Regions from separate parts of the Mus musculus genome. Here regions 2 and 3 are each linked to region 1. A link is a contact called in ENCODE POLR2A ChIA-PET data. All regions are on one chromosome and are shown on one strand. The core of a region is the stretch at or near the end of the contact, and the rest is flanking DNA. Distances in the headings are between cores, read along the strand shown. Region 1 holds the start of Fus (fused in sarcoma). Region 2 holds the start of Stx4a (syntaxin 4A (placental)). Region 3 holds the start of Zfp668 (zinc finger protein 668).

Region 1 (3,274 bases), core at 306-2,805:
TCTCAGTCAAGCTTGGTCATTTTTGTTCTTCTTTTTTTTTTTAAATATCTTTTTAAAAAAAGATTTATTTATTTATTATGTAAGTACACCGTAGCTGTCTTCAGACACTCCAGAAGAGGGTGACCCCTCTCCTCTTCTGGATCTCGTTATGGATGGTTGTGAGCCACCATGTGGTTGCTGGGATTTGAACTCAGGACCTTCGGAAGAGCAGTCAGTGCTCTTAATCGCTGAGCCCTCTCTCCAACCCGTCATTTTTGTTCTTATCCACTTGGTAAACTCCCAGTAGAAATGTCATTCCCTCAGACCCATCCTAACCTACTCATTGCAAAATGAATTACCTGATCTCTGTGATCCCAGAGTCCCTGGTATTGGAATTACAGTTGGTTGTTTGCCCACATTCGGGTACTAGGAATTGAACCTGTGGTTTCTCTAGAGCAGCTGTCTCTCCAACCCCCTTGAATTTCGTTTTGTCCTTGAACTGACAAAAAGTGTTCATGCCTTTAAATGCTTTCAATCATTTCCTGTAACCAAGAAGCATTTTGTAGTTCCCCAGGCTTAGACTTTAAAGATCAGAAGGTCTGACCCTGAACTGCCTCGTACCTCATTCACATTCTTAGTCTAGCCGCTCACTGCTCTCATAAGATCCATCTCCCCTCCACCTCTGCCTAGCTCCGGGACTGGAGAGGTAGGCAGGGTCATGCACAGGCTAAACGATCGCTCTATCATTAAGCTACATTCCTCAGATTTCTTTACAAGATGATGATGGGGGAAAACCAGGACGACTGTAATTCCAGGATGCACAGGGCTAAGGCAAATAGGATCAAGGATTCGAGATCAACTGAGCGGTACTGAGAGGCCAAATTAAAAAAAAAAAGGGGGGGGGTAATTGTGGGTTTGAAGCCTCTTAAGTTGTATACATATGTGTTATTGTTGAACCAGCCTTAGGGCCATAGGGTCCAGACTAAAGCTCATCTTCTTCCAGGTTAAACGTCACAATCTATAAACCTTGTTAAGGTCTAAAGAACAGCAAGCCGAGGCATTCCTAAGTGAAAAACGAGACTGATCAGTGTGCTGTCTGTCAGGAGAGAATGTGGAGGACCAGAGCGACACTGCGTTCGACTCAGTTGCTAGGCCAGGGCAAGCGAAAGTATGCTGCATCTTCCCCAGTGAAAGTGGGGCCCAGCCGCTGGGCCGGTCGGAAGGATTTCGGTTCCCACACCCGGAGACTCCAGGCCTTGACTACACAGTTCCGCTCTCGGGCGCAGGGCCCTGGCACCGCCCCTAGCGGGAGGCCGGGTCGTACCATTCTGCCTCTAGTGGGGTAGAGGTGTGTCGAAGGCGAGCCCCGGGCGACGGACGAGAGCCACCGGCCGCAAGGAGAAAGCGCGTGCGAGTGTTTGGGAATAAAGCGAGTTCGTTTTCCCTCTTGTCTTCCTGAGCTCTCCGTATCCCCGGGGAAGGGTGGGGACCTGGGCGTGCCTCCCCCTCGCGCTTCTCCACTTGGTACGTCCCGGTGGCGCGTAGGCGGCAGGCGTACTTAAGGCGGGCGCGGGAGGCGGGGCCGCTCAGTCCTCGCGGCATCGCTTCGCGGTCGTCTGGAACTTTGTTGCTTGGCGGCCTGCGCTGCGCGCGTGCGCGGACATGGCTTCAAACGGTATGTGGGAGCGCGAGGCGGCGACGGCGCGTCCCTGCGAGGCCTCGTTCCCTCGCAGCAAGGCTTTTGGCTTTCGGCTGGGCCTGCGGTGGCGGGCGAGTGGGCTCCCCCACCTCTGGCGGGAAGCAGCGGGTGGAGGGAAGGGGAGGGCGGTGTCGCCATTTTGTTTGGCTCCCCTGGCGCCTTTGGCGCGGAGACCGTGGGTTTTCTCTCCTGGCCCGGTCACTTGAGTCGAGTGTTGAGAGAGACGCTGCCTGGCGACGTGGGGTGACCGGGGTGAGGGAGCTCTGGGTCTCCGCAGCTTCGCCCCACCCCCTCCCCTCCCTCCGTTCCCGGCCTCGCTTTGTCGCAGTGCTGCATCCGGGCACTTGGTGCGCGCACGCGCTCCTCTGGCCCCTCCCCCTTCTCGCCGCGGCCCCCCTCCCCCCCGCCAGGAGTTGGTCCGTTTTTTTTACTTTTTTCTTTTTTTCTTTCTTCTTCTTTCTTTCTTTCTTTCTTCTTCTTTTTTTTTTTTTTTTTTTTTTTTTTGTCGCGAGACCCTCGGCGGAAGACTTGTGGTCCGGTGCTGGCCTCGCCCTGCTCGCTGGGTCCCTTGGGAAGGGGCGGGGCCACCTCTTCCCGCCTCCGTGGCCGCGCAGCGGGAGCGGAAGCTCCTGGCTGGCCTGCGTGTCCGTGGGATTGGGAGGACCGCCAGGGGATGACCAACGGAGTCAGGGACCCCGGCCTGAGTTTCCCACTTCAGAGTTGAGTTTTCCTAAGGCCGGAAGGAAATCAGAGGAGTCGCTCTCCGAGGCCACACCCTCTCGCTGTCAGTTTTGTCCCAGTGCGGGGGTAGAGCTTGGGTTTCCTGCAGGGAGCTGCTGAGCTACAGCTTCCCAGATTGTTGAAAGTGCTGTCTGCTTTGGGTGCGCATGGTAGGCGGGAGCTCAGTTATTTGGAGCCACACGTCGGGAACCTTGGGAGCACCATGCCATTTGGGGGTTGGAGAGTCCCATTCTTCTAGCTGCTTCCTTGGGCTTGAACTCAACTGTGTAATAGCGCTGACTGTCAAAGTTAATCTTGACATCCGGTGATACCACCTTTCCTGTATACAGAGCTGCTGTGAAGATATAAAATGTGGTGACGTGTGTTGCAGGCCTTGGAAAGACCTGCAACAAGTCAAAAGGATTTTTAAACTTAAGGGATGATCTGTATTTTGAGTTTTTTTTTTTTTTTTTTTTTTTTTTTAAAGATTGAGCCAGGTTTGGTGGCACACACCTTTAGTTTCAGGACTAAGAGGTAGAAGTAGGCAGATCTATGTGAGTTCGAGGTGGTCTACATATTGAATTCTGGGATAGATACATAATCGAGACTTCTGTCTCAAAAAAGAAAAAAGGCAAAAAGGACATGATGTTGGATTTTTTTTTTTTGTTGTTGTTGTTTTTTTTCGAGACAGGGTTTCTCTGTGTAGCCCTGGCTGTCCTGAAACTCACTCTGTAGATCAGGCTGACCTCGAACTCAGAAATCCATCTGCCTCTGCCTCCCAAGTGCTGGGATTAAAGGCGTGCGCCACCACGCCCGGTCCGATGTGGGGCATCTTTAATCCCAGCATTTGGGAGGCAGAGGCAGATGGAGCTTTGT
Region 2 (3,274 bases), core at 204-2,703, 130 kb before region 1:
TATTGTTTCTTTTGATGAACTTTCAGGTATTCAAATACCCATTTTTAGCTGTTCTGACACCTGCTGAGGGACTTTGGGGGGTGCGGGGGGGGGGGAAGCTTCTATACAATAGAAGTTCCACAGGGCACAGGACTTTGGTCTGTTGGTCCTTGATATGTCGCTAGCCCATATCAGTATCTATTCCCTAGTATGTATGTGTCCAATAAATCTATCAAGTGAATGTATTTCTGGAGGGTCAAAGCTGGGGAAATGAAGTCGGGCAGTGGTGGTGCACGCCTTTAATCCCAGCACTCCGGAGGCAGAGGCAGGCGGATTTCTGAGTTCGAGGCCAGCCTGGTCTACAGAGTGAGTTCCAGGACAGCTAGGGCTACACAGAGAAACCCTGTCTCGAAAAACAAACAAACAAACAAACAAACAAACAAACAAATCTGGGGAAATGGCACCGTGAGAGAAGCGTAAAGAAGATCAGGAAGCCACGGGCTTTAGTTTCAAATACAGGAAAGGCTACTATTCGGATCAAATCTTCTATGCAGGACTGCTATGTGGCAGCTACCGAATTTGGTGTTGGGGATTCCGTTAAAGAAAAGCAAGTCATGCTGAGACGTCAGCTGTAAGGCAGGGCTGCGGAGGTAACAGTACATTTTTCTCAGTCTGAGCTGCTCTGGAATTGTCGTGCTGCTCAGAAGGTAGCGAGCTCAGCGGGACTGCAATGCTCACTCGGGGCATAGGCCGCCCACCTGTCAGAGGCTGTGCCAGGAGGACGCGGGGGAGCAGCGGGGGGAGCGCCACCTTGGCTGAGGTCACTTCCCACCCCCAGATTCTCTGCCTACAAAACCCTGCAATTCCCTGACGCTGGAGACTCGGGTCTTATTATTTCCTGATTTCCAAGGTCTCATGATACTGACAGCCCCAAATGCAAGTCTTCACTTTGCCCACGCCCGAGGACCCAAAATTAAAACAACAAAAAAGTGAATTCTACAGAGCATCCTTAGTAGGTGGCTGAGAGTAGGCAGTGTACCCTTCCCCACCTCGAAGAAGCTGTTGGGGCACAGCTCAGACGCTGGGGTGTCGGGGACGTCGCGAGACTGAAGCCCGAGACGTCGCTGACAGGCCGGAACACATGACTGGCGGTCGGGCGTGCAGCCCGCGGAGCTGGGCCCGGCCTGTCACGTGATGAGGGGGCGCCATGGGGTGATGTGAGATACGAGGCTCTCAGACTGCGTGCAAATGACGCATTCCCAACCCTTTGGGCAACTAGATCTCGGCTCCAATATGAGATGTTCCGGTAGTGGGGGGGGGGGGAGCAGCGGGGCGGGCTCTGGACTCAGGCAGCCTCGCTTCCGTTCGGCTGCCACTGCTTCCGACCTCCGCCTTTCCCTCTAGCGAGGACGAGCCGAGCCCTCGCGCGCATGCTCGGAGTCATCCCCCGAGGGGCGGGGCGGCAGCTGCGGGAGCAGGATGGGGGGAAGAGAAGGGAATTCCAACCTGTAGAACTTTGGGGGTCCTATGATCGGGTTCTTCCCCACGACTGTGGATGGTGAAAGGGGTGGGGCCTTTGGCGGCTCCGGGGTGTACTGGAGTTCGCTGGGTGAGGGAGGGGGTGTCAAGTGTGAGAGAGGTGCAGGACTTCCAAATTTAGAACCTTGAGGCCCTTTGGGCTCGGGTCCAGGGCACTCCGACCACCATGCGCGACAGGACCCACGAGTTGAGGCAGGTGAGAAACCGGGATGGTGAGGACACCCTGGAGTGAGGAGAAGCGGGGCCGGGCGGGCGCGCTGGAGTGAGGACTCCTGGTTTTGGGTCCCGGGCGGGTGGCTGATGGCCAGGAAGGAAAATCCCGGAAGCCCATGGTTCCTGCGGGGCGAGAACCGCAGCGAGCAACTGTCGCCAATGACTCCGGCCCTGGCAGGGGGATAACATCTCAGACGATGAAGATGAGGTTCGAGTCGCGCTGGTGGTGCACTCAGGTGCTGCCCGGTTGGGCAGCCCGGACGACGAGTTCTTCCAGAAGGTAAGGGTCAGGAGAACCGAGGAGTAGGGCGGACTAGAGTGACACTTAAGTCTTCAGCCCTCTTGGTGATCCTTCCTAGGTGCAGACAATTCGGCAGACTATGGCCAAACTGGAGAGTAAAGTCCGGGAGTTGGAGAAACAGCAGGTCACCATCCTGGCCACGCCTCTTCCCGAGGAGAGTAAGCGAAACCTAGGGCTCACGCACGCCAGCCCGGTGGACTATGGGGGATGTAGTTTTATTCAGGTGATGGCCAGGATGGGTTTGGTTTTGGTTTGTGGGAGAGGCTGTGATTTAGAAGTGTTGGCTTTCTCGTTTAGGCATGAAGCAGGGCCTGCAGAACCTGCGAGAGGAGATCAAACAGCTGGGGAGAGAGGTCCGGGCGCAGCTAAAAGGTGAATGAATTTCAAGGGTCTCAGCCATATCTTTCCCTTTGATTCAGCCCAGTTGCTGGTGTATCTAGTTGTTGTATACAGTCAAGTGATAGATCCAGGTCACACAGCAGACTTGGGTCTAGGATCTCTGTCCCATGGCATCAAAGCCATGGTACTTTGCAGAGCACATTATGGCCTCTCAGATTCCTTTATTATTATTTTAAGTTTAAATTCAAAATTACTTACTGCTCTCATCCTTTCAGGCCAGTGTGTATTCTTTGGGCAAGCAGATGAGAGGTTCCTCCACGCTTGTGGGAACCCACTGGTGTAATTCAAAGAAAAACATATCTCAGAAATTCAGAATTCGCCCCCTTCTCCTCTCCCTTCTCTCTTCTCACCTACTCCTCCACCTCTTCCTCCTATATAGACCAGGATGGCCTCAAATGCACGGAGATCCATCTTTCTCTGCCTCTTGAGTGCTGAGATTAAATTAAAAGCTCGCTCCTTCTTTTTTCTTCTCCTCCTCCTCCATTATGCATTACTACCAGAAGGCATTCCTGTTCATAGTCACTATGTAATAAAAATGTTAGAAAACAAGAAACTCCTTACTACGTAGCTGGAATGTAGATGTGGCCCTGATCTGGTCTCCAATCACTTTTTAAAAATTCACTTAAAATATTTTATTATATGGCTTACACTTTTATTAATGGGTTTGTGTGTGTTCAATATGTAGATCAGGCTAACCTCCAACAGAATGCAGCTGGTCTCCCAAACAATGTTTGTAAGTCTCAGGAGGAACCCCTCTTCCCATCCATCCTTGTGTCTCTCCCACAGCCATAGAGCCCCAGAAGGAGGAAGCTGATGAGAATTACAACTCAGTCAACACAAGGA
Region 3 (3,274 bases), core at 516-3,015, 91 kb before region 1:
GAAACTGTGTTGTGGTGAATGTTTAATGATATCCTAGGCCTAACAACCAGTCAGCTCACATGATCCCATTTTTCCACCCTCAGATTCTGTAGCAGCGTCCACTCTGGTCAGCAACCAAAGCTCCATCAACAATTCACAAACTTTACCACCTCCATATGCAATTCCCTTTGTCCCTCCTTTTCCTTCTCCCATGGGAAGATACTTGCATGCTTCCAATACTCCATTCCCCACAAAAATAATAACGAGCTGTAAGATGAGGGATGCATCGCGCTCGGGGACTCAATTTCTTCAGTGGAATAGTGGAACAGCATACGGGAGTTTGCAGGGCAGTAGGGCCTACCAGACTCTCTGAGGAGGGACAAGACCTGCAGAAACCCAGCGCTCCTCGCTCTCTGCAACCGTGTTTGTGCGGGTGTCCTCGCCAGACAGGCAGCCCCCGCAGAGCGGGGCTGTATGCTGACTCATTTGGGACTAAACCCTAGGATAACGTAGCTTCGGCGAGCGGAACAGGGCAGAATGAATGAAGAAGGAAGGCATGAAGAAATGAATGGACGGAGGATTCAGAGCAGGACAAAGACCTGCAAAATGGCGTTCTTTAGGACCGCGGGAGGGGCGGGCAGAACCTCGGACTGGGAGGGGGGGCGCAGCCGCCAAGGACTCGGCGACGAGGCCCTCGCCACTCAGACAAAAGCCCGGAACATGGCGGACTCTAGGACCCCCGGGTCCGCGCCGAGCAGGGCCGGCAGTCGCGTCCGCTGAGCCTGGGCATCCAAAGCACTGACCGGCGGGCACCGGGCGGGTTCTAGGACCTGCTGGGCCCGCAGCCCGCCCGAGGCCGCTCACGGCTCGCCCCGCCCGGGATGCTCGCGCCTGGTCAACTCCGTCCGCTCGGCAGCACACGTGAAGCCGGGAGCACCCCAAACCGCGTCGGGGGCCGCTGCCCGAGCCCCCGCGACTTCCCGCCGGCGTGTCCTACCTGGATCGGTTTTCGCAGGCTCCGCAGCTTTGGCGGCGGTGCCTGGCGCCGACGGAGCTCGGGACAGTCGGAGAGGGGCAGGCGCTAGGACCCGGAGGGAGGGCGGGGAGGGGCCGCCGGGCAGACGGCGGAAGTGGAAGGCCGCCTTCCTTGCTCGGGAGGAAGGAAAAACTTAGGGAAGCAGCCCCGAGCCTGCGGAAGCAGAGAAGTATCTTGCGAAGGGTTTCTGGGTGCTGAGGGGCTGGCACGCCGGGCTGATTGACGGCGGACACCCGCCAAGTCGCCGGAAGCGTCTGCAGGAGCTAGGAGGTGGGACGATGCGGAGAGGGCGCTCGGGCTTTGTGGTGCCCGCGTCCACGTCGAGTCCACATTTCCTCTAACAGCGAGGAAAGGACTCAGCGAGGATCCCTCCACGCCAGCCCTGGGAAGAAGCTTTTATGGAACCTCGTGAAAAGTGTCACCAAAGCGCCGTAGCCGGGGCTGCAGGGTCTTTCCTGTGACCGTACTGCCCGAATAAGCACGCGAAGGGTTTCAGCAGCTCTGGACGGAAGTGTGGCTTAAATCCATCCGAACGCCGCGCCGACCTGCGTGGGCGGAGCCAGAGCTGCGCCCGCAGCGGAGCGTGGGGGCTCACGCTGCCTGGGAGCTCCAGCATTCTGGAAATTGAGGCAGGAGGATTGCTCCGAGCTCGAGGCCGGCCCGGGCTGCAGAGTTAGACCCAGTCTCAAAACAACAAAAAGAAAACAAACAGTCGGGCCCACCCGGAACCTAGCGCCGGAAGCGTGTCCGTGCGGAAACACTGCCCGCGGGAGGGACAGGAAGTGTTCCCAGGCGGAAGTTTCGCGGGGAAGCATTAGCATCTAGGACACTTCCTGGTTCCTGGTAACAATAGGAAGTGTCCGCGGAACTGGGCTAGACTCTGGGTTCATACCAGCTGTCCCTGCTCCCTCTACCTCCTCCTCTCTCCCGCACCTTTCCCTCAGCTACCACTCCCGGGTACCCTGGCTGAGTGTGCGTGTGTATGGGCTCGAGAACTCTCGCACCAGCCACCACTTATGGCTCGCGGCTGCAGTTAGGGTAAGGGTCCCAGTGCGCAGGCGCGCTCCCGTTCACGACCTCCAACGGACGCGCCGGCGGCGGGAACCAGAAGGCACTCCTGGTGCGAGGTAGGGATCTAGAGAAGAAATTGGCAGAAAAGACGAGTGACTCTACAGGAATGTGATGGTGGTTGGTTAGGAAAAGGGGACTCGAGTGAAGGAGTTTTGAGAAGTGAGAATTCTGGGACCAGGCTCAGCTGGTGAGATTAGAAATAGTTGTGCTAGGGTCCCAGGAGACTAGTCAGCCCCGGAGAAAGGCCAGATGATGTGGCAGAAATGAATAGCTGCTGCTGGTTTTGGAATGAAGGTTGCCTCTTGAAGTGAGTTTATGTAAAAAAACGAGGTAACACGGCTTTGGATTTAGTGGTGTAAATGTACTTACAAGCTTATCATAGTGTCGCATGATTCTAGTCCCAGTTTGGGAAGCGAGGGCTACATAGTAAGACCCTGTCTGAAATGCCACCCACCCACCCCAAATACACTTGTGTAACAGCAGTGCTTGGCCCATGGTACTGTCCAGCCTGAGTTGCTATCATAATTTAGAGAAAAAGTAGAAGAGGGAATGAAAAGTGTTGGAGACAGCAAGGTAAGGTAGGTAGGGGATAGAAAAGGCAGAGAATAAAATGAACTTTCAACCTGAAATGGAATGGGATTAAATGTACTTAAAGGAAGTAAAACTAACGCCTAACAGGGAAACAGTGTGATGCTGAAAAGGCCAGGTTCATCCCTAAGAGGGCCTCTACCTTCTACAACACATAGGTGACCACTGAAGCCAGGTTCGTCCCTAAGAGGGCCTCTACCTTCTACAACACATAGGTGACCACTGAAGAAAGCAGCTGCTCTGCCATTCTTTTCAGACCACTCGGTTTAGCTGAAGAGTGAAGAAAGAAAGGTTGCACGTCTGTGTAAGGCCTGCCCAACAGTCGTGGCTGTCTCCTTCAATCTCAACTCTCAGGAGTCTGAGGTAGGAAAATTCATAAGTGTGAAACTAGTTTGGGCGACTGAGGGAATCCCAGAGCAGCTTGAACTTTACAGTGAGCTGAGACCATATCTCAAAAGCAAATAGTTCTGGTTCGTTGTTACAAAAACAAACACACACCTCATAGATTTTTGTTAGGTTGTCAGAATGATAGAGTGCACAGTCTGAAGATCAATAAGATCCATTATATATAACCTAAAAAACAAAATCAGTCTGTCTAGG

Evidence for each region. ChIA-PET counts read pairs that join two places held with the same protein, here RNA polymerase II (POLR2A).
Region 2: POLR2A ChIA-PET joins it to region 1 with 13 read pairs in Patski. The contact joins the promoter of Stx4a here to the promoter of Fus in region 1. POLR2A ChIA-PET finds 5 or more read pairs at or near these places in 3 of 5 experiments (Patski and embryonic stem cell).
Region 3: POLR2A ChIA-PET joins it to region 1 with 50 read pairs in Patski. The contact joins the promoter of Zfp668 here to the promoter of Fus in region 1. POLR2A ChIA-PET finds 5 or more read pairs at or near these places in 4 of 5 experiments (Patski and embryonic stem cell).

What each region holds. Positions count from the first base shown.
Region 1 is chr7:127,965,924-127,969,197 of GRCm38, forward strand. Fus (fused in sarcoma) reads left to right here and starts at 1,556. Exons shown (of 15, transcript NM_139149.2): 1 at 1,556-1,654. The coding sequence starts at 1,642.
Region 2 is chr7:127,840,355-127,843,628 of GRCm38, forward strand. Stx4a (syntaxin 4A (placental)) reads left to right here and starts at 1,454. Exons shown (of 11, transcript NM_009294.3): 1 at 1,454-1,714; 2 at 1,910-2,011; 3 at 2,091-2,190; 4 at 2,330-2,404; 5 at 3,218-3,274. The coding sequence starts at 1,685.
Region 3 is chr7:127,875,071-127,878,344 of GRCm38, forward strand. It overlaps Zfp668 (zinc finger protein 668), which reads right to left and starts at 1,766. Exons shown (of 3, transcript NM_146259.4): 1 at 977-1,766. It overlaps Zfp646 (zinc finger protein 646), which reads left to right and starts at 2,631. Exons shown (of 3, transcript NM_172749.4): 1 at 2,631-3,037.